Regions from separate parts of the Mus musculus genome. Here region 2 is linked to region 1. The links are chromatin loops, found by intact Hi-C in ENCODE. Cell type or tissue: heart. All regions are shown on one strand. Links, peaks and the distances in the headings refer to the core of each region. The heading gives the core; the rest is flanking DNA. Region 1 overlaps Fabp12 (fatty acid binding protein 12). Region 2 has its middle 31 kb from the start of Pmp2.

Region 1 (10,769 bases), core at 3,437-5,936:
TTTTCTGAGTAGGTTCATCTTGGTGAGACATGTATAAAGACATAGACTAAAAGTCAGAGAGCTTAAATACTTACTGTAAACACCCTCAGCTGATCAGTACCAGGGCAGCTACAAACTAAGCTTGCAACCTGAACATTCATGTTCTTCAGTAGTGATTCGAGATGCTTCCCCCAAAATAAAACTCATAATTATTAGAGTTCTTTTGGTGTCTTTGTGTGTAATAGCAGTCATACAGTTCAAACTGTGAGTGCTGGCAAGGCAGTTCAGCAGATAAAGACACTTGCTACCAAGCCTTAGGATCCCTGAAAGTCTCCCTCTGACCTCCACACACATGCTTGTTATATGCGTTGTATGTGGGTGCACACACAGCCACATGTATAGAATAAATAATTGTAGCTAAACATTTTAAAACCTGAAAGTATTAACTTGGACTTGTAATGCCTGAGAAATCCAGCGTAACCTAAACTCTCATGTCCTGGAGGGATCAGGAAAACAACCTGCCTCAGCTGCACATGCAAGAGTAGAGATAGCGAACTTTGACTCATCAGTCACCCACGTGAGACAGTTTCCAGGAACTGTTGTTCAGTCCACCTCACAGAAACCACCCGATCGAAGGGCGTGAGGCATGAAATTGGGTGCAGCGAAATAGAGAGAGAGAGAGAGAGAGAGAGAGAGAGAGAGAGAGAGAGAGAGAGAGAGCGCTCCTAGGCGTCAGATTAGCAGTTACAGCAGCTTAGGGCTTTGTCTGTTAAAGACTGTTGGGTGTTGCGGGTATTATATATTTAGAAAGCGATTACATTGACAGAGTGTGGCATGACTCTTAACACTGGGCAGGACTCTGGGGATCTCAGAGTAGAATTCTTTAATCAACAGAGTAGAGAACTGAGGTGTCCCAGAGAGAGGTGCCAGGTTTCCTTTTGTATTGTGAGATCTTCTCTTAGCAAACGCTATCAGCCATTTCACATCCTTATGGACAAAAGCAAAGAAAGATAGAACCACAGCTCCAGACCACTTTAAGCAGAATTGGTTTATTATTATTATTATTATTATTATTATTATTATTATTATTATTATTATTACTATTATTGACAGGGTCTTTCTATGAGGCCTCAGACTCTCAGAACTCTCATCTCCCAAGCTTCTTGTATGTGAGGACTACAGATGTGTATCACCACAGCTGGCTAGATTTGGGGGCATTTGGAGATGGAATCTCAGTATGTTGTTCCTGCTGGCCCTGAATTTCTGGATCAATCTATTCTCCTGTCTCAGTCTCCTGACAAGCTGGTACACATGGCCTTGACCAGAATCGTTGATGATACAGTTATATAAATAATAGTCTAAAGCCAGTCTAAAGTCAGGTACAAACAGGGGTCTTGCAAGATTTATGGCAAAAGAGCTGGGCCTTCCTCACTCAGGGGATGGCGCTTCTTTCCCTAAAACTTGTCGCTTAATTTTAATTACTAACAGTTATCACCTTTCTAGCAATGGACCTCTCATCCAGTGTATAAGGTCAGATGCCAACAAACAAACAAACAAACGAAACAAAAAACCAAACCAAATCAAACAACAAAAACCAAGTAGAACTCCATTCTGCTGCTCCATTGCCAATGCAGGCTCCAGAGAACACCTTGAAAATTACCTTTCTCTCACTTCTTGTCCAATAGTCCTGATTTTCTGATGGCTCTCCACCCAGTCTTTTCAGACTACAATTTACCTGCCACACTCATTGCTAGGAATTAGATATTTTTGCATCCCATTGCTCTAACAGTGATGCAGACACGGAAGAAGACACAATTATTGTGTAAAGTTGTGGTGAAGTAAGGAAATAAAAATCACACCAACTACTTCAAATACAGGTAAGAAGAAAGAAAGAAAGAAAGAAAGAAAGAAAGAAAGAAAGAAAGAAAGAAGGAAAGAAAGAGGGAGGGAGGGAGGGAGAGAGAGAGAGAGAGAGAGAGAGAGAGAGAGAGAGAGAGAGAGAGAGAGAAAAGAAAGAAAGAAAGAAAGAAAGAAAGAAAAGAAAGAAAGAGAGAAAAAAGCCATTACCAAGATACAGTTCATACCCAATAAAGCTCACTTGTTAAAGTACACAGTGAGATGGTATACTTAGCATATTTATAAAACTGTCAATCATAATCTAATTGTAAGACGTCATGATCACGCCTTCTCTGCCTGCAGAAACCTGTATTACTATGAATCGACGTGTATTGCTTTTCTTGATTTAGAGTAATAGATTTTGTGGTTCTTGAACACTGAGCACCCAGTTGTCCAGGGTGGAGCTCTGTGAAAGACTGTCCTGTGCTTGAGAGTCCTTGCTTTGTTGACTCCTTTATGGAGAGACTGAAGATGTTTCAAAACGACGAGGTTCTGAACTGTTCGGAACTGCAAACACTGTTAATTCAGAACGGCCCAGCCAGAACTCCTTGTAGCGCCCCCTACCGCTGCAACATTGTCTTGCGCTGTCTGTTTCTTCCTAGCAGGTTAAAAGGTATGCTCCTCACGCCCATCTGGTATTAGCTCTCAAACACATCGTAATGAACAAGACTTAGGCTGGAAACAGCTCAGTGGAACAACACTTGCCTAGCAGTTCAAGGCCTTGGATTTGACCCCTAGCACCAAGTAAACATAGCATCCTGAGGATGTCATAAAGAGAGAGCCTCGCATTCCTGACATGAGCGTGTACCAGTGACGTGCCCCACACACAGATGAGGGCTCCAGGGGCTGTACCAGTCAGTAATGTGCAGGATGTGAAGATAAGAGCTTTAGGGGTTGGGGACTTGTTTTCAGTGCCGTTGTGGTCACAAGGGTCAGGGTTTTCCTTGTGTCATAAACAGCTAGAACACGGGCAAAAATATTTGAAGCAGATGTTTTTGAAGATTAGGTAGTAGGAAATCCAAGACTATGATGTCTTAGGAGAGGAAAACATTTGAAATGGGCCCCACCGTAGACACAGCTTTTTGCTTAGCCACAGCCTTAATGGTAGTATTGAGACCCATGGCAGTTTGAATAGAATTTTAAGGCACCCAGGAGAGGTGGGAAGGGTTCTGGGAAGGAGTGTGGCTACAGAAAGGGGAAAGCCACAGTCAGTGCCTAGGGTTCCATGTGTATAAACACAGTGTCAACTTCAGCGAAGCCAGGGAACAAATGGCCAAACTGCTGCGGAATGAACCCTCAACAGACCTCAGAGAGGGCAGGGAATAAAGCTGAGGCTGGGTAGAGCAGACAGCGCGAGCACTCAGGAAGAGCCAGAAGTGACTTGTCCTGGCAGTAGAGCTAAGAGTAAAAGCTATGCCAGAGCCAGCTTAAGTAAGGTGAGTTGTGCTGGAAGAGTTAAATATGATCTAAATACAGTGCATGCTTTTTATGAAAGTCTACATAACTAAAAAGGTTACAATAAAATAACTTTAAAAAGAATAAAGAAAAAGAACAATGAGCAACACTTCTTAAATGAAGACCATAAGCATGCAGGCAGTCAATAAGACTACACTTGTACCCATCACCAATCCAAAACTGTTACACAAGACAAGAAACAGCAAACAGAGTCTATAAATGGAAAACCATCTTACTTTGAAACAGATCCAGATATGACAGCAATGATGGAATTAACGGACACGGACTTTAAGTTATAAATATGCTCAAACACTGGAGGATTTAGTGAACCTAGGCATAATGAGATTAGTGGAAGGTGACAAGCCATCTAGAGCTAAAGCCAATAGAATATTAGAAAGAAACACTTGCAACATAGGTTAAAAATGGTTAGACCCCTAAGAAAGAAGTTTGTGGGTCTGAAGACACAGTAAAAGAATCTACAGAGCCTGGCACAGACGGAAGTAAAGACTGGGCAGTGCTTTGGGCTAAAGAGAGCCGCTCATTCAGGTGTAAGCATTTCCCAGGAAGCCACAGTCTATGACAATTTGATATGAAGGTGCCCTCCTTCCAGGGTGGGATTGCAGCTGTAAGTCCTTAGAAACCCCTGAAAGTGGTGGTGTATCAGATAGTGTGCCACACCAGCCAGCAAAAATTCTTGGAATAATCCAAATTTATAAAAGTCATTAGAAAGGAAAAATAAATATGTGACTGCTTGGTTTTACTATCTGTGACACAGAAAAGATTTCTTTAATGTTTCTCTACGTTTATAGATAGTTTACAAATTAATTTGCATATGACCTTATGTTATTTTAAAACATCAATAAATTCCAAGGAGGAGAAGAAGGTCGTTTGGTTTTGTTTTGGGTTCACTGAGCTCTCAGGAGGCAGAACAAGGCTTTGCCTCCGGTGAAGTGCTATACAAATACTGGATATGTGGATCAAGGAATTTCTCTCAGGCTTCCTTAACCATGAAGTAGCATTTCCCACGAATTTCCTCAAGGTGGCGCTATGTACGGTAGTCAGGGTCACCTGTATTATTCATAACACAGCCTTGATATCTGAACCGTTTCTCTTGTATCCTTTAATCTTTAAAGAACTTTCCCATCTTTTTACTTTTGAATCTGTCATGTTCTTGCTTTCACCCCATGCTAGAATTGAACCTTGATTATTGGCTATGCTAGATGCATTCTGCATCTCATTTTCCTTGGGTAAGTACTTGAAACTGGAATGACTAGGTCATGAACACACACTTGAGTTAACGAACGTGCTCTCAGACACTCCTGCCAGCACTGTGTGAAATGTCAATTTTATCGCCTCCTTGCCAACAGATGGAATAGCCTTGTCTTTGATCTGTTCTAATAGGTGTCCAGTCATGCCAGTCTTTTCTAAACATCAATTTCTTAGGTTTGATATGTTTTTTCAGTTTCTTACAAATTCCCCAAAAACTTAGGAGGTTTGTATATAAAGGCAACAACATGTCAGTGAAGAAAAAAAAATAGGTTTTCTATGGAATGAATGGAGTAAAATAATAATTACGTGTTTTCCAAAACGTTTACTCCCAATGTAAGGTTCATGTTTTTAGCGTAAGCCTTTCCTTGTTCTTTCACCTCCCTGACGGATCCTATCGGGAGTCCTCAAATGACAGTTTGTTCTGGCTCCTCCGAAGGCTCTCTGTCTTGGTATCTCTTTCAAAGCAAGGCATTGCAGGGTAAAGGTCTAGGTTAATCTCAGTAGTTTCCAAATCCTGGCTGAGCTCAGGCTCCGCCGGTCCTGGGGGATGAGATGTAGGCAGCTGTAACAGGATGGGGTGGGGTGGGGTTGGGGTGGAGTAGGGTGGGGGGAGGGTGGGGTGGGGTGGAGTAGGGTGGGGGGAGGGTGGGGTGGGGCTATCAATGCAGCTGTTATTCTGGGAGGATTTTCTCTCCCACTTATAAAACTGTACAGATTTTAGGTTTTTCTTAAATTCAAACATTTGCCAGGAATGGTACTGCTCTGCTTTGGAAAAAACTGCCGGCAAAGGCCTCTGCATTTTCAAACTCCTGAGTCCACACAATTGTCAAGTCAAGAGGAAATTAACACAAATATAAAATAAGTGTATTGACTATGACAGACTAAGACAGTATTTGTCAACTCTGTGCTCACCGAGTAAATATCTTTTAACTTTTTATTGATTCTTTGTGACTTTCACATCATGCACTCCAATCTCACTCATCTCCCTTTTCTTTCCTATTTGCCCTCTGCCCTTGCAACTTCCACCCACCAAAGGAACTTTAAAAAACAAACAAACAAACAAACAAAAAAGCATAGAAAACTTCTCATTGTAGAAACTGTAGTGTGTCACACCGTGTCCCGTAGAATCCTTTTATCCATACATCTTTTTCTTATGCTTAGTCATTTTTTATTGGATATTTTATTTATTTACATTTCAAATGTTATCCCCTTTCCTGATTTCTGCCCCCCCCCCCCCACTCCTACCCTATCCCCCCTCCCTCTGCTTCTATGAGGGTATGTCTCCATCCACCCACTCCTGCTTCTCTGCCCTCTCATTCCCCTACTCTGGGCCATCAGGCCTTCCTGGAATCAAGGTCCTCTCCTCCCATTGATGCCCGACAAGGTGTTCATACATCTTTGCTTGCAGATGTGCATTGCAGTGAGCTGTTGGTCTGGCTCAAGTCCTCTGTCTTCTGCTTCGCTATCAATTGTGGATGCTCAAGGGGACTCCTCTCAGATATCCTGCTGTTGCCCTGTGTCATGGAGGTCCTGCAGCTCTGGATCTGCAGGACCCGCCCCTTCATGTGCTCCAGCAGTTCTTAGATGAGGTGAGATTTTGGAGTGGCCTCACACAGTACTGGATCCGGGTTTGTGTGGTAGCTGAGTTGGTCAGCCTGCCAGCTCTCCCACACCAGCATCACCAGGGTGAGCTCTCCACACTGCCCAGGCTAGCTCACCCAACGCTGCAGCTGGCCAATCTCTTTTGCTCTCATGTCTTTGGGGCTGGCTTACCAGAGTCTTTGCCATTAAGACTAGCTCTACTGTGTTGCCCAGTGAGGGCAAAGCCAGCTCTCCCAACTGCCTCAGGTGCTGTTGGGGGGGGGCATCTCTCCTGTGCCCGTGCCACCTCACAGAAGGCTCTCCCTCCCTCATGTCCTCGGAGCCTGCTTAACCCCAACCCCAACACCATGACCAGCTCTATTGAGCTGCCCAGACGAGGTATAGGGCCCACTGCCCTGAGTGAGAGGTAGGGGCCAGTTCGCCAGAGTGTCACAGCAAGTAAGGGACAGGGCCAGCTCTGCACAGCCTTTGGACATAGCAGCCCAGACCAGGGATGTCCACAGGGTCTTTAGTGGTAATATGAGCCACAGACATTGACACAGACCTCTGCTGCTGAATGGTCATGGGTCCAGCCATGGACTGGGACTTCACCATGACCTCGGGTGGCAGTTCAGGCTACTCACAACAGGCCACTCCTCCCGACCCTCGTGTCTCCAGTTCTGCCTCTCTTCACAGTGCGCTGGCTGCTCCACTTCTTTCCTCCCACCGCATTGTAGCGGTTCCTGCTGTGGGCAGGACACATGATTGGTGGGCCTCTGGATGTCCCCACCTCATGGTATGGCAACAGGCAGGTCTCACAGTGTCCTCCTATCTGAGCATTGTGGTGTGGCTGTGGGCGAGCCTTTGTGTGTCTACACCCCACCTATGCCACTGTGTGTAGCAGATTCCAGATGTCCATAAATATCTTTTTTTTTTTAAAGAAAAAAATATATTCAACTGATTCCTTAGATACCATTGCCTGTTCCAAGGTCATAAATAATTTATTCTATTTTGGAAGTTCTCAACCTTCCTAATGCTGTGACCCTTTAATAAAGTTATACATTCCTTTAGTACAGTTTAATATATTCCTAAATGACCCTTTAATACAGTTCCTCATATTTTGGTGACTCCCAAAATTGTTTTTGTTGCTGCTTCATAACTACAATTTTTCAGGGCCGGAGACATGGCTCAGCGGGTAAGAGCACTGACTGCTCTTTTGAAGGTCCTGAGTTCAAATCTCAGCAATCACATGGTGACTCACAACCACCCGTAATGAAATCTGACACCCTCCTCTGGTGCGTCTGAAGACAGCTACAGTGTACTTATTTATAGTAATAAATAAATCTTTGGGCTGGAGCAAGCAGGGACTGAGTGAGCAGGGTTGACCTGAGCAAGCAGAGGTCCTAAATTCAATTCCCAACAACCATATGAAGGCTCACGGCTATCTGTACAACTACAGTGTGTACTCATATACAATAAATAAATAAATAAATAAATAAATAAATAAATAAATCTAATAAAAACTAATTTTGCCACTATTATGAGCCATAATGTAAATATCTAATATGCGGGATACCTGCTATGTGGGTTGTGACCCACAGGCTGAGAACGGCTGTTTTCTTTCTTTTTCACCTAGTACTCAAATTTAGGAGATAACATGGATCCAGATTCAGGAAGCACTTAGAAAAAATTTGGGCTATGAACAAATGAAATGCTACTAAGAGACATCCATTGCCTTATGAATCAGAGTGGTCTTATGGTGTCAGAGGCGTATTGGAGGAATGACAGCAAGCATAAAGAAAGGACAGCAGGGCTGTTGATGGGGCTCTCAAAGAGAGCAATGCATTGAGCTGCAACTTAGCGTGGACGTGTGGAGCTCAGACTCAGCTCAGACAGTGTCAAGGGTCATTGACAATGACCTTTCTTGGCCTCAGGGTATTTCGTGTAGCCTCTGAAGGTCCAAAACACCAGGTAGTCAGTCCACTTGCAAACTAGAGGGATATTTGCCACTGACACTTGTGGTAGCACAGAAACTCTGTTGCTATCTGCCTGCGTCACCTGAATCAAATCCTCAAACATTTTTATGCCTGAGTAAAAATGCAATGACAGTTATGGTGTCATAGTGTTCTTGAGAAGACTAAGACATTAACACACGTAGAATGTGTCCTGGTACTTAGGACATACTATCTCCACCAGACAGCAGCTATGACTTATTACATCTCACCTCTAATGGAAACACAGAAACATGATGAGTGAATGAGAGAATATTCCAGACTCAAAGTGATGAAGTTAAAGTCACCCGTCCTTAAATGACCTGATCCACCTAACTGTGAGCTGTGAATCGTTCCCTCCTCTACCCCTCGTTCATATTTCTAACTCTGTAGCTCTACCACTGTCGTTAGTGTGTGCTTTCTGTCTTTCATTCATTCTTTTCCTTTCTTTCCTTTGGTCTTTTTTTTTTTCCAAGGGGGCAAGAGATTGGGACAGGGTTTCTTTGTGTAGTCCTAGCTGTCTTGGAACCTGCTCTGTAGACCAACCTGGCCTTGAACTCAGAGATCCACCTGCCTCTGCCTCCTATGTGCTGGAATTAAAGGAGTGTGCCACCACTGTCCAGCAATACCCATGCTTATGTGGGTTCTGAGGCATTGAACTTGCATCTTCACACTTCCAAGGCAATCTCTTTACCAACTGAGCTATTTTCCCTGCCCCTCTACGCTACTTTTATGAGCGTTCTTCTGCATCTTTCCTGGGACTTTGCTTCAGTTCGCTCATGCCTTTGGCCCTTTTCAGGACTCTATGGTTATGTGCTCTCCCCACCTTTTCCTTCTTTCTTCCCTCCTCCCTCGCCTTCCTTTCTCTTCTCATCGGTTCTCACACACTCCAGGCTGGTTTCAAACTCACTATGTAATCAAGGATGACTTGAAGTCCCAGTCTTTCCTTCTCTATCTCCGGAGTGTTAAGATTGCAGGTGTGGTCACCATGCCTGGTGAACAGAATGGTGGGAATTGAGCCCACGACTTCATGCATGTTAGGCAAACACTGAGGCACAATACCAGACCCGATTTAATTAATTCTTTCAATATGATCTTTGCTAGTTGGGGCATAGTTTAGAGCTTTCATAACATGGAAACACAATGTTTCATTTCTATTACTTAATTCATGTTTCCAATTCTGGGATGCCTGCTAACATTAGAACTACTGAAGTAGGAGAGACTTAGGGCAACAATTGGGTCTTAAGACCCATAATTTTCAGAAGAATCTGTCATTTAGACAGATATGCCAAAGCATAGTGTTGAAATAAATATTTTATGATTAGAGATGATAAGCTTGGCACTACGTTTGCCTAACAGCAGCATTAGAAGAGGCCTTGTCGATTTGTTACAGTATCATCAGCAGGAGATTAAAAACCCCAGGTTACCATTGACCATTGTGCCATGTTTCCATTTTATTTTAATTTAATTCTGAGTTTAATTTCGTTATTTTAAAACTAATTTACAGAATTTCATGAAATTATAAAACATTTATAATTATTATTTTCTTTTGAGAATAGAAATAACATTATTAAAAACTCATATGGAATGTTAAGTATATTGATCAGGGGGATGACTGAAAATTCGTATACTTGCATAATGGCCATTGCGATCGCCAACGTCATCAATTCTTACATAGTCACTCAGTGTATTCATTCATCTTAGTCCCTGACAGTTTCATTAGGTTCCTCTGAGGCGCGAGCAAAGTGCTGGTCACATACGATGAGAACTCAGATGCTAGCTGAACCAGAGAACACTGGGAAGTCACAGCATTGCTATACACACAGCTTCCCACATCTGGCCATTATTTAGTTAGTAAATGGATTCCAGACTCTCCAGTACTTAGAAGGTCTACCCTGTAAGAGAAGGAATGTTGAAGAGGAGGTTTACTCTGACCTCTGGTTTGACTTCCGGTTCTGTTACCAGGTGAAGCTGACAAGGGCTCAGACAGACATCTCTACCATTAGTCCATGAACTGGAGGCTGTCCCCATGTCAGTGATGCAGGGCTAATGTCTATACCAGGTACAGTAACAGTGTGTACAGCTCATAGTACATTTGAAACCTGTGTGAAGTATGTTTCTACTATTCTCTCTCAGAATATGTATTTTCCCATAATATTCTCCCAGGAAAATGTAAAATTTTGAGGCTTCTAAAAAGTCTGTTAAATTTTGTCCATAACTGAAAAATATGAACATTTTAAGTTATATCAAAAGCAGTTTTTAATATGAATATTATCATGGTAGAGGGGACCTATAAAGGCAAAAATTGCTAAGACCCATTACAATTATAATGCTTTATTGACCTAGAGACTGCCAATATATTCGCTATTTGATTCACTTATTACTAAACCTTTGGTTCTAATATTTTAAGATGTTATGTCCTAGCAAACGCTTTAGAAAAACAAGCTGCAGGATATAACCTTGCCTTGTTTGCTAGTTACTTGCTCGGTCACGGCTAGTAGAATATTTATTTTCACGTCCCTGGCTTTCTTAGCTCCTTCTCCTCAGTCCCCACCCTTTCCTGCTTCCCTTTCTCACACAGCACTTTCTGGAACACAC
Region 2 (10,769 bases), core at 2,760-5,259, 85 kb after region 1:
TTTGAGGAATAAAAAGGGGCTTTGGTTTCTCATTAAATTTATACTAAAGTCACAAAAAATATTAAGACCAGGTGATCTCAGCAAACAGAAAACTGGTTAGAAATCAACCATTTCCTCTTGCAAGTGGCACTTCATATACAGGTCAATGGAGAAGTGTAATGCTTTCATCTAGAAACTTTCATATTACAACAGATTAAGGGTGTTTTCTCAAATTATAATTGCTTTACAGGTGTCTCTTTCTTTGGAGAGTGTAGCACCTTTGCCAGCATGTGAAGTCAAGAAAACATCCTGTTGCCAGCAGACCTTTCATCAGATAAACACACGGGCATAGCCCCACACTGTGAGCTGTGTGAAGTTAGGAACAGACATCGCTAAAGCTGTAAAAATGGACTCCGTAACCTAGTTCACACTAGGTTTCTGACTCATTGCAAACTGGAAGACTTGGGAATTTCTTCAGCTGTTAAAAGCCCTTTCCACAAAAGGCAACATCCCAAAGCAAAAGCAAAGCAACAAAAACTAAATCTGTGGAAGATAAAGCCTGTCTCACAGCTGCAGAGTAGACCATTAATCAATCTGAAGGGTCTTAAGTCACCAGCCTGGATACAGATGCTCGTCAGCTGCAGGGCTGCCTTCAGTGTGTAGCGTTAATGATAAAACTCAATGTTCAACTGTTCTTTCCTAATGGTCCCCACAGAACGTAAACTGTACAATAAAAAGAAGTCAGAGGCAGGTCCAAGCTTCCATTACGTAGCTGAAATTGACTTAACAAAGTAAGTTTCTTTCTGACTTCATTAGAAAGCTGTGCTAATGGTTCCCACTGTGAGTAGACATTTCACTGTCTGTTCCCTGTACATCATTTATGTCAAGTCTCTAAGTGTGGTAACATCTAGAGACAGTCATCTCAACGACGTAGCTGTGATACCAATCGCAGTAGCATATTGCTGAGTCCCTACAACAGGCAAGCAGAATGTTTAAGATGTTCAGTGATCACACACTAGAACCTGGTCATCAGAGCTATGCCACTAGCTCGGCTCTGTCTGCCCTTCACAGAGCTTTGTTATAAAGCTATTTTCTTCCCAACTTCTCCACCTCTGCTGATAGCCAGCTTTTACAAATAGTTGTAAATCAAGGAAATCAGTCTGAGTAACATGGAAAATTATTCTGAACAATGCATAATATTATGGCAAGCCACCAAATGGATGTGCCAATGCCAAAAGGAAGTCATTTGGTTCTAAATGTGAATTACAAGGATGTTAGTTCACAATGTCCAATCAAGGCATGTTAAATGAGGGACTCCCAGGAGTGCTCTCTAAATACAGCTAAGGTCAAAGAAAATAGTGACTCTTAACATCATGGGATCACATGCCAGTTGGCAGAATACACCGTTTTTTTTTTTTAATACAAACTTCCATACCACAGTTGAAGGCCACAGCATCACTGATATGCTCTGAGTTAGGATCCAATCTCTTTGGTTTCTCTTGTACTAGATATATTTCCTAAGAAAGATGCTCAATAAAGACACACCCTGTCTGCTTGTCAGCAACAGTGTTCTTGAACCTTACTGTCACTCTGCAGTCATTTCACCAGTCATTCTATCAGCAAGAAAGTCAGCAAACAGGAAGACCCAGGTCAGAAACTGTCTCCCCTGTCCTGTCTCTTCCCTTGACCCCACTCTCCTCCACTCACTTCCACTCACGGTGGCTCTGGAACCAGCAGGTCAGATGTCACCTACAAGAACTCAGAGTGTCAGGCCCACTGAAACCTAATTCTGCGCTGAAACAGTAATCCTCCAGGTAACGCCCAAGCAAGTGCTGTGTCCAGGAAACCCTTCTGACGATATGTTTTATCCTGCCAACAATTACAGAAATTGTTCTATTTTATTTCTGCATTTTTAAATCATCCAAGGAATATACATTCTAGAATCAACAACACATTTTCCCATGGCAAAACAAATGGATATGAGCCAACATCCATTTAACCAATTATGATTTACTGTCACAATCACACTGTCACAATCACATCCAGGTAATACACTATGCTTGAGGGGTAAAGATTTTAATTTTAGGTGTCTTGTTTTACTTGTGTGTGTGAGCATGTATATGTGTGAGCATGTGTACATGCATGTATGTGGAGGCTGGAGACAACTTTGACCATTGTTTCTCAGCTGCCATATATCCCGTTTTTGAGGCAGTTTCTCTCACTGGGCTAGGCCAATCCAGTAGGCCAGGATGGCTCATCAGTGGGATTTGGCATCCTCCTGTCTCCACCACCTCGGCGTCGGGACTAGAAGTTCATGCTGCCAGAGCTGTGTGTTTTCTAGCTCAGACAAGGAGCAGAACTGACATGCTCTTGCTTTGAGGGTAAGCACTGTGCTGACTGAGCCCTCTCACCCTCTCCTCCTTGTTGTCCCCGACAGTGTCTCATCTAGCCCAAGCTAGGAGGCTGCAGATGACTTCAACTCCTGGTCCTCCTGCCTCTGTCACTCAAGTGCTGTGGTTACTGGTATGGTCTATGCTTTTTATTTCACAAATTGGGATATTATGATTGATCAAAGCTAAGATAGTGTCCCAGTCACACATGGTTATCAGCTCTAGGCGTAGTGCTCCCTCTGTTACTAAGCCTTTGGTGAAGGAGAGGTGAATGCCAGCACATAAGTAGATTGGGGGAAATAGGTAGAAAATGAGTTATGTGTGTTGTAATCACTTTATCCTAGCTCTAACAGCACACAAAGAGGTCTATGAAATAGTTTTACAGATTTCCAGCGTCTTCTTGACAAACAAGATCTATGAGATAGTTTTTTTTTTTAAAAGAGTTTCAGCTCTTTCCTGACTTCAAGCTAAATATCCTCATGAGCTGGGAAGAGAGGCAAACAAGCTGTCCTGGTACTAGCCCACTCCCTGCCTGCACAGACTCATCTCAGGCATGGCTGAGAGTTACACAGTCAAACAGGAACCCTGCCACAGGTCCTGTGGAAGTTTCCAGAACCTTTTCTCACCTTCTCTATATGTTTCACATCAGCCAGTAAGAAATAGTCCAAACGCCATGTTTCCCAACTCTATTCCTTTTGGGCAAAAGTTTCGTTTGACAAATGCAGATTTCGACACCTGTATGATTCTCTCCAAACCTATGCTATGCATGAGTATTTGCTTCAGGAAAATTTAGCCTTATTGTTTGAGATTTCCTCTTGAAGCAAATACAGGCAAGTTCTTCTGTTAAGTTCTTTGCTAAGTCATTGATATTGACCTTGGTGTCCTGAAGGCATATGTCCCCCATACATGGCACTGTACATGGCCCACAGGGGTGGAGGTTTGCCTTCCTGCTTTTATTCCAAAGCAGATCTCTATAGGCTTTCACCATTAGCAAATAAATGGTGATTTGGTCATTTGAGATAATATGAGTAGGTTTAGGGAAGCAATCCTTGATAAAATTTTCCAAATGTGCTTCTCAGTATTTGTAGAAAAGACCAGGACACAAATTGAGAAGGGAAGATCTTGTATCATAAGCATCCGTTCTGAAGAGATTTCGTGGAAGCACAGAAGAGCCATGCCACAAAGAGACCTCAGCATAATGGAATTTCCAGACGTAGAAGACCAGCCCCACACCCTAGAATTGGAACTGGAAGACAGCCCATTCTCAATGTACAGAAAACATGCCTGCTTTTTGTCTAGCAGAAATACTGGTTAATCCTCTTCAATTTAAAGTAAATATATCTTTATCTGAGTGGAAGAGAAAAAGTGTGTCTACAAAATTAAAGTGAGATCTCTCTCAATAACGTGCAATTAAAACTTGGTCATATCCAAGATTTTTCAAATAAGCTTAATACCACTTTCAGGCACTTTGTACTTTTTGCATTTCATGATGAATACTTCTTTCCATTCATTTCTGCTGTCTAGGATGTGGACTTGGTGGGTGAGCATGTGGTATCACAGAGATGAAGGCAATCATCTTGGGAGAAAGGGACAGAAAAGGAAAGGTCCCAGCCAGCTGGCTTACACGAGGGAAGCGGCTTGGCGTGGGCTTGGCTATTGTGTTTCTTCCACTATCGATGCAGCTGCCAAGTCTGCATACCACATACGATGGCTACACAGAACTCTACATCCTTTTAGGCTGGGAGATGGGCATGATAAATGCAATTGTCTCAAAAGGCTAGAACAACCTACCTAAAGGTGGAGGTAGAACTGATTCCACAAAGTTGTCCTTTAGCCTCCACATGTGTGCTCCTAATAATAATAAAAGAGTGAGTGTGGTGGTGGTGATGATGATGATAATGATTTATGCAAAGAAGAGGGAGGAGAGGAGAGGAGGAAGAGTTTTACATATTTCACAAATTATAAATAAAGTCATATATTTACAATTCAAACTGATCTTTTCCATAATCTTTGTCTCATTCCAGGATATAGACTAACTGAATCCTTGCTGAGTGAGAGACAGTTCCAATACAGTACCAAAGTAGTAACATTATAAGAATTACATTTTGAGTTAGAATCTGTTTTATCTGAAGATTTATGTTAATGTTGCAGCCAACACTTCAACACAGCCCTTTAGTGGGGGGCCTATGATTCTGGTCTGTTTGTTTTGGGTAGAGACTCACTGTAGGTAGAGTGGCTGTGTGAGTCTCCTGGATTTTTCATTTAGTTGACAATGTGTAAACCCTCACAGGTTTCTTTGCTCTTAGGAATGGCAGCATTCAATATTTGACATAGTAGCTACATTTTAATTAACTTGCTGTGGTAATTTGAATGTGATTGTCACCCATAAACATAGGGAGTGGCACTTTTAGGAGGTGAGGCTTTGTTGGAGTAGATGCGGCATTATTGGAGAATGTGTATATCACACACTTTTTGCTGCCTGAAGATCCAGATGTAGACCTCTTGGCTTCCTCTCCAGAGCCATGTCTACCTGCACACCACCATGCTTCCCACCATGAAGATAAAGAATTAAATCTCTTAACTGGAAGCCAGCCCCAATTAAGTGCTTTCTTTATAAGAGTTTCTGTAGTCATGCTTTCTCTTCACAGCAATAAGATCCTAACTAAGACACTGAGGGATTAAGTCTCTGAGGGGTTAAAATGAATAAACATAGACCCAAAACATAATGACATGTAGAAATTTCTTTTGATATTGAGGCCACTATTTTTATGGAGGGTATTTGGTATCTCAGTATAATCTACACTAACTTGATGGATATAAAATTTATTATATACAGGAGATGGAGAGATAGCTCAGGGGTTAAGAGCATTGGCTGCTTTTCTGGAGGACCTGGGTTCAATTTCCAGCACCCATGTAGTGCTCACAACTGTCTGTAACTCCAGTAACAAGTGAATAAGTCATCTAGTTTATTCTGGCCTCCACAGGCAGAGAGCATGCCCATGGTGCACAGACATTCACAGAGCAAACCACCCTGTGTTGGTTAACTTAATGTCAACTTAACATAAGGTAAAGTCATTTGGAAAGAGGAACTCTAAATTGAAAAAATGTCTCCGTAAGATTTGCCTGTACACAAGTCTCTAGTGGATTCTCTTGATTCTTGATTGATGTAGGTGGGCCCCGCTCACTGGGGGCAATGATCTTGGATGGTATAAGAAAGCTAGCTGAGCAAGCCAGTAAGCAGAATTCTTCAGTTCCTACCTCTAGGTTCTGAGTGGAGTTCCTGTCCTTACTTTCTTCAATGATGGACTGTTACCTGAAAGTGTAAGATGAAATAAACTCTTCCTCTCATCCAAGTTGCCTTTGGTAATGGTGTTTTATCACCATTGGAAATGCCAATTAAGACAGACCCATATCTATAAATAAAATAATCTTAAAAGTTGTTATATACACATTTGGTTCTGTGCCAAACTAAAATATATGGCATTGGTTTAGGAACGGAGCAGCAGTTCGAGAAGAAACTGGTAGGTAGGACTTTCAAAGATGGCAGTGCATGCTTTTTAGTGGCAAAACAATTAGTAAATCCATACCTGAAATACACTGGAAATAGGTAGCATATTTAAGAAACTCAAATTTTTAAGAAAAGTTTGGAAATTCACGATAACAGGAACAAAATTTGATAAGGCCCTGAAAGTCAAACACAAAACCATCTACTTTCGTCACTGTGGATTAATGTGGACCCATTTTGGATGCCAAAGAGGGTCTTCCTCAGATAATGAGACCCCTCAGAAGGGTCCTTTTCCTTTAAGTTCTGTCAAAGTTTACACAACTATAGACTAAATGCCCTTTGTTCCATAAAGGTTGTCTTTAGATGAGCCAAGGCTTGCTGAGGAAAACAAAAACAGCAGGTCATAGTCTAATGTCCCTCTTCAAGAAGGAACAAACAGAAAACCCCTGTGACATACAGGAAGCAAACCTCGTTAAGTCTTCGGAAGTCAGGATTCAGAAACGGCAAAGGTGAAATCTGCACTGTTTGTGTGCCTCCAGCATCAGCCAAGCTGGTGGAGTTTGATGTCCAAGAAACCAGTTAATGGCCAAAAACAAAAAAAACATGCTGGGTGTTGTGGCACATGCCTTTAATCCCAGCACTTGGGAGGCACAGGCAGGTGGATTTCTGAGTTCAAGGCCACCATAGTCTACAGAGTGAGTTCCAGGACAGCCAGGGCTGTACAGAGAAACACTGTCTTGAAAAACCAAAAAAAAAAAAAAAAAAAAAAAAAAAAAAAAAAAAGCTTGAGTTGCTTGAGTTGCAGTATCTCAAACTGCTGGATGCTGTGGGAAACCCTGTGTGTCTCTGGGTTTTCATGCCTTGCCACCCAGTGTGCAAAACCACAATAAAAGTTTGAGGTCAAATAAGCAGTGTTGGGGACACCTGAGCTATGCATCAGGACGATGGAGTGGTTCTAAGAGATCAAACGGATGCTTTGAGACTATGTCTGCCAGCTTTTCACAGCCAGTGTATGTTTCTCATATGAACAGTCAGCAAGGGTTCATCATTCCAGCTGTGGAGGACTTGTTTATCTACCTCGTAGCTGCAAAGCAAGCTGTTTCATCTAACCACAGCCCCCGATGGGACCAGACTTGTTGAAAATTGTGCTCTCAGAAGATATTTTTAAGATTCTCATTTTCTTCTCCCAAAGGGAAAGATATGAATGAACAGGTCAAAGCCACATTTGAAATTGACTATACATAGTTATTCACACATTATATATAATGTTATATATTACTCTGTGTGTGTGTGTGTGTGCGCGTGTGTGTGTGCCTGTGTGCGCGTGTGCATGCACAGGAGAGGGAGAGAGAGAGAGAGAGAGAGAGAGAGAGAGAGAGAGAGAGAGAGATATTCCCAGGAGTAAAACAATCAATTCCTCTGATTCCTCCCACTTCTTAATTTTTCTCTAACCACAAAACAACTGTGGAATTGTGAATGTGAAGGTAAATAGAGATTTCTTTCTTACCCTGAATATTCATTGTTCACACCACTTCATAACAAATTACTTTACAGTGTGTATCTGAGGACACCCAGAACTTTAGAAAACACACCCAAACAGGTCAGCCTCACTCAGTCAGGGAGAAAGCCGAGGTTCCTCCCTCATTTCTCTATGGTAACAAGGTGTGGTGTCCAGGTTTGCCCAAGAGCATATACAAGTGCTTGAGATTTGTTCTCTTCTCTGATGGATATGCCTGAACAGAACAACAGTTTTCAAACCAAGAATATTTTGTTTGAAGTTAAATAACGTAGTTTGTGTCTTCAGACAGACACTTCCCTTCTTATTCTCCTTTCCTGCACGCCCAGGCTGATTGGACACTGGTGATCCCAAACTGACTTCCAGGCATCACGTTGGACATTTTTGCTTGTTCACACCATCTCCTGGAACTGTATTCAACACAGACGCATCCATTCACTTGTATGTTAACTTGGAGGTTTTGTGGGGTTTGTGGGGAGGGCTGGGAAATTCTAAGAGATCATGTGGAATCAAAAGCTGAAAATATGTGCTATTTGGCCCATTATAAAAACAATGCCAACACCAATCTGATTTAAAAAACAAATTAGTCTTTCTCATTTCTCTACTAACTTGAAACTAAGACTACAGCAGTGACCCAGATGTGCTAACTGTCTTTGCCAACACAGGCTTGGTAGGAGAACCGAACAGGGCATGACTGAAAGCCCTTTAGAAAATTTAAGATATGAGATAAAAAATCACTAATTTTTCCTATGTTTTGAAGCCACAGGGTTTTCGGCTGGTTTTGTTTGGCCTCAGGCTTTGCATAGCCTTGGACTTCTTTGAGCTCTTCTGCTGCTTGTCAGTAATGCACACCCTTGCCTGATGTTGTATCAGCCATAGGACCAGCTTGCTTTAATATGTGTTACTTGTTTAGCACATGATTTCACACCATGCCTCCATTCCTCCCATGAATATGATGTCACTGAAGACAAACTAGGAACAATAGTTACCATAACTGGCATCTTGCTCCATGTCTACCACCTCACCATGCCCCCCTGGTCCCAGACTTTAAGTTGGATCCTAGAACAGGTGTATACACTGAACCGACAGTTGGCTAGACAGCCCGAGAAGCCTGGAGACAAACTTGCCGCCAACACTGGAAGTTGAACTACTGGACAATCGTTCAACTTAGAGAGGAAGGTTTCCCTTCCAGAGCCAGCCTAGAGAGAGACAAGACTACCTCGGCACTGTAACACAAAGCCATGTTGTAACAATTAGGGCATGGGACAGTATGAGATAAACAAACTAATGATCCAATAAATGACCAGTAGACATCTGGTGACTGTGTGGCACATAATTCAGACTCGTCTTAGGCAAACAGTGAGTTACTACAGAGCACCAATAAGACAACTGACATAGATCTTCATTTGTTCACCCTTTCTTAACAAAAGGAGTTGAACAAAAGAAATGGCCTTTTAAAAGTCTCTGGTTTCCACTAAAACTTATAGAGGAGAAAGTAGGGGAAAGCCTCGAAGATATGGTCACAGGGGGAAAATTCCTGAACAGAACACCAATGGCTTGTACTGTAAGATCGAGAATCAACAAAGGGGACCTCAGAAAATTGCAAAGCTTCTGTAAGGCAAAAGATACCGTCAATAAGACAAAAAGGCCACCAACAGATTGGGAAAGGATTTTTACCAATCCTAAATCCTACAGGGGACTAATATCCAATATATACAAAGAACTGAAGAGGGTGGACTCCAGAAAATCAAATAACCCCATTAAAAATGGGGCACAGAGATACACAAAGGATTCTCAACTGAGGAGTACTGAATGGCTGAGAAGCACCTGAAAAAATATTAACCATCCTTAATCATCAAGGAAATGCAAATCAAAACAACCCTGAGATTCCACCTCATACCAGTTAGCATGGCTAAGATCAAAAATTCAGGTGACAGCAGATGCTGACGAAGATGTGGAGAAATAGCTTGCAATCCCAGCAATGGTGGGATTGCAAGCTTGTACAACCACTCTGGAAGTCAGTCTGTTGGTTCCTCAGAAAACTGGACATAGTACTACCAGAGGATCCAGCAATAACTCTCCTGGGCATATATCCAGAAGATGTCCCAACCGGTAAGAAGGACACATGCTCCACTATGTTCATAGCAGCCTTATTTATAATAGCCAGAAGCTGGAAAGAACCCAGATGTCCCTCAACAGAGGAATGGATACAGAAAACGTGGTACATTTACACAATGGAGTACTAATCAGCTATTAAAAACAATGAATTTATGAAATTCTTAGGCAAATGGATGGATCTGGAGGGTATCATCCTGAGTGAGGTAACCCAATTACAAAAGAACTCACATGACATGCACTCACTGATAAGTAGATATTAGCCCAGAAATTTAGGATACCCAAGATACAATTTGCAAAACACATGAAACTCAAGAAGAAGGAAGACCAACGTATGGATACTTCATCCCTCCTGAGAATGGGGAACAAAATACCCATGTAAGGAGTTACAGAGACAAAGTTTGGAGATGAGATGGAAGGAAGGACTATGCAGAGACTGCCCCACTTGGGGATCCATCCCATAAACAGCCACAAAATACCAGACACTATTGTATATGCCAGCAAAATTTTGCTGACAGGACCCTGATATAGCTGTCTCTTGTGAGGCTATGCCAGTGTCTGGCAAATACAGAAGTAGATTCTCACAGTCATCTATTGGATGGAACACAGGGCCCCCAATAGAGGAGCTAGAGAAAGTACCCAAAGAGCTGAAGGGGTCTGTAACCCTATAGGAGGAACAACAATATGAACTAACCAGTAACCCCAGAGCTCGTGTCTCTAGCTGCATATGTAGCAGAAGATGGCCTAATCGGCCATCATTGGGAGGAGAGGCCCTTGGTCTTGCAAAGATTATATGCCCCAATACAGGGGAATGCCAGGGCCAGGAAGAGGGAGTGTGTGGGTTGGGGAGCAGGGAGAGGGAGGGTATAGGGGACTTTCGGGATAGCATTTGAATTGTAAATGAAGAAAATATCTAATTAAAAAAACTTTAAATAAAAAAGTCTCTGGTTTCTTTATTAAGTTAGTCATCAGGGTCCAATAGGACAAGCTGATTTTCTGAATAAAATTGGTTTCCTTTCTAAACCTTACTTTGTGCTGTTTATTTCTTAATATCAATACGATACACAGAATCTCTGCATTTGATTTTGCATATATACAAAAATTATTAGTAATTATTTATCATAATTAAGTTTACATGACCTAAATACTTGCTCTATTGTAAATTTTTATGTTGTTCTTTAAATAAAGATAATAAATCTCTGGTGTGTGGTGGTACAAGATTTTATAAACATAGACCTTTCATGTCTTTATTCAGATTATTTTC

What was found. Hi-C counts contacts between places; a loop is a spot of excess contacts. Peaks named below come from ENCODE experiments on the same cell type or tissue, not always from the same donor. Only the 100,000 strongest peaks of a DNase experiment are listed, where the experiment ranks them.
Region 2: a loop joins it to region 1, with 2.7 times the contacts of the local background. A loop is called at or near these places in 3 of 42 quality-filtered maps.

The regions. Positions count from the first base shown.
Region 1 is chr3:10,233,639-10,244,407 of GRCm38, reverse strand. Fabp12 (fatty acid binding protein 12) reads left to right here. Exons shown (of 5, transcript NM_001357160.1): 5 at 1-199. Among named protein-coding and RNA genes, the nearest start is that of Fabp12, 15 kb to the left of the region's middle. In heart, for the core only: a CTCF peak has its summit at 4,382 (motif pointing right); DNase peaks (open chromatin) are centred at 4,357 and 5,117.
Region 2 is chr3:10,147,843-10,158,611 of GRCm38, reverse strand. No RefSeq gene overlaps it. Among named protein-coding and RNA genes, the nearest start is that of Pmp2, 31 kb to the left of the region's middle. In heart, for the core only: no CTCF peak of the experiment used is centred there; a DNase peak (open chromatin) is centred at 4,021.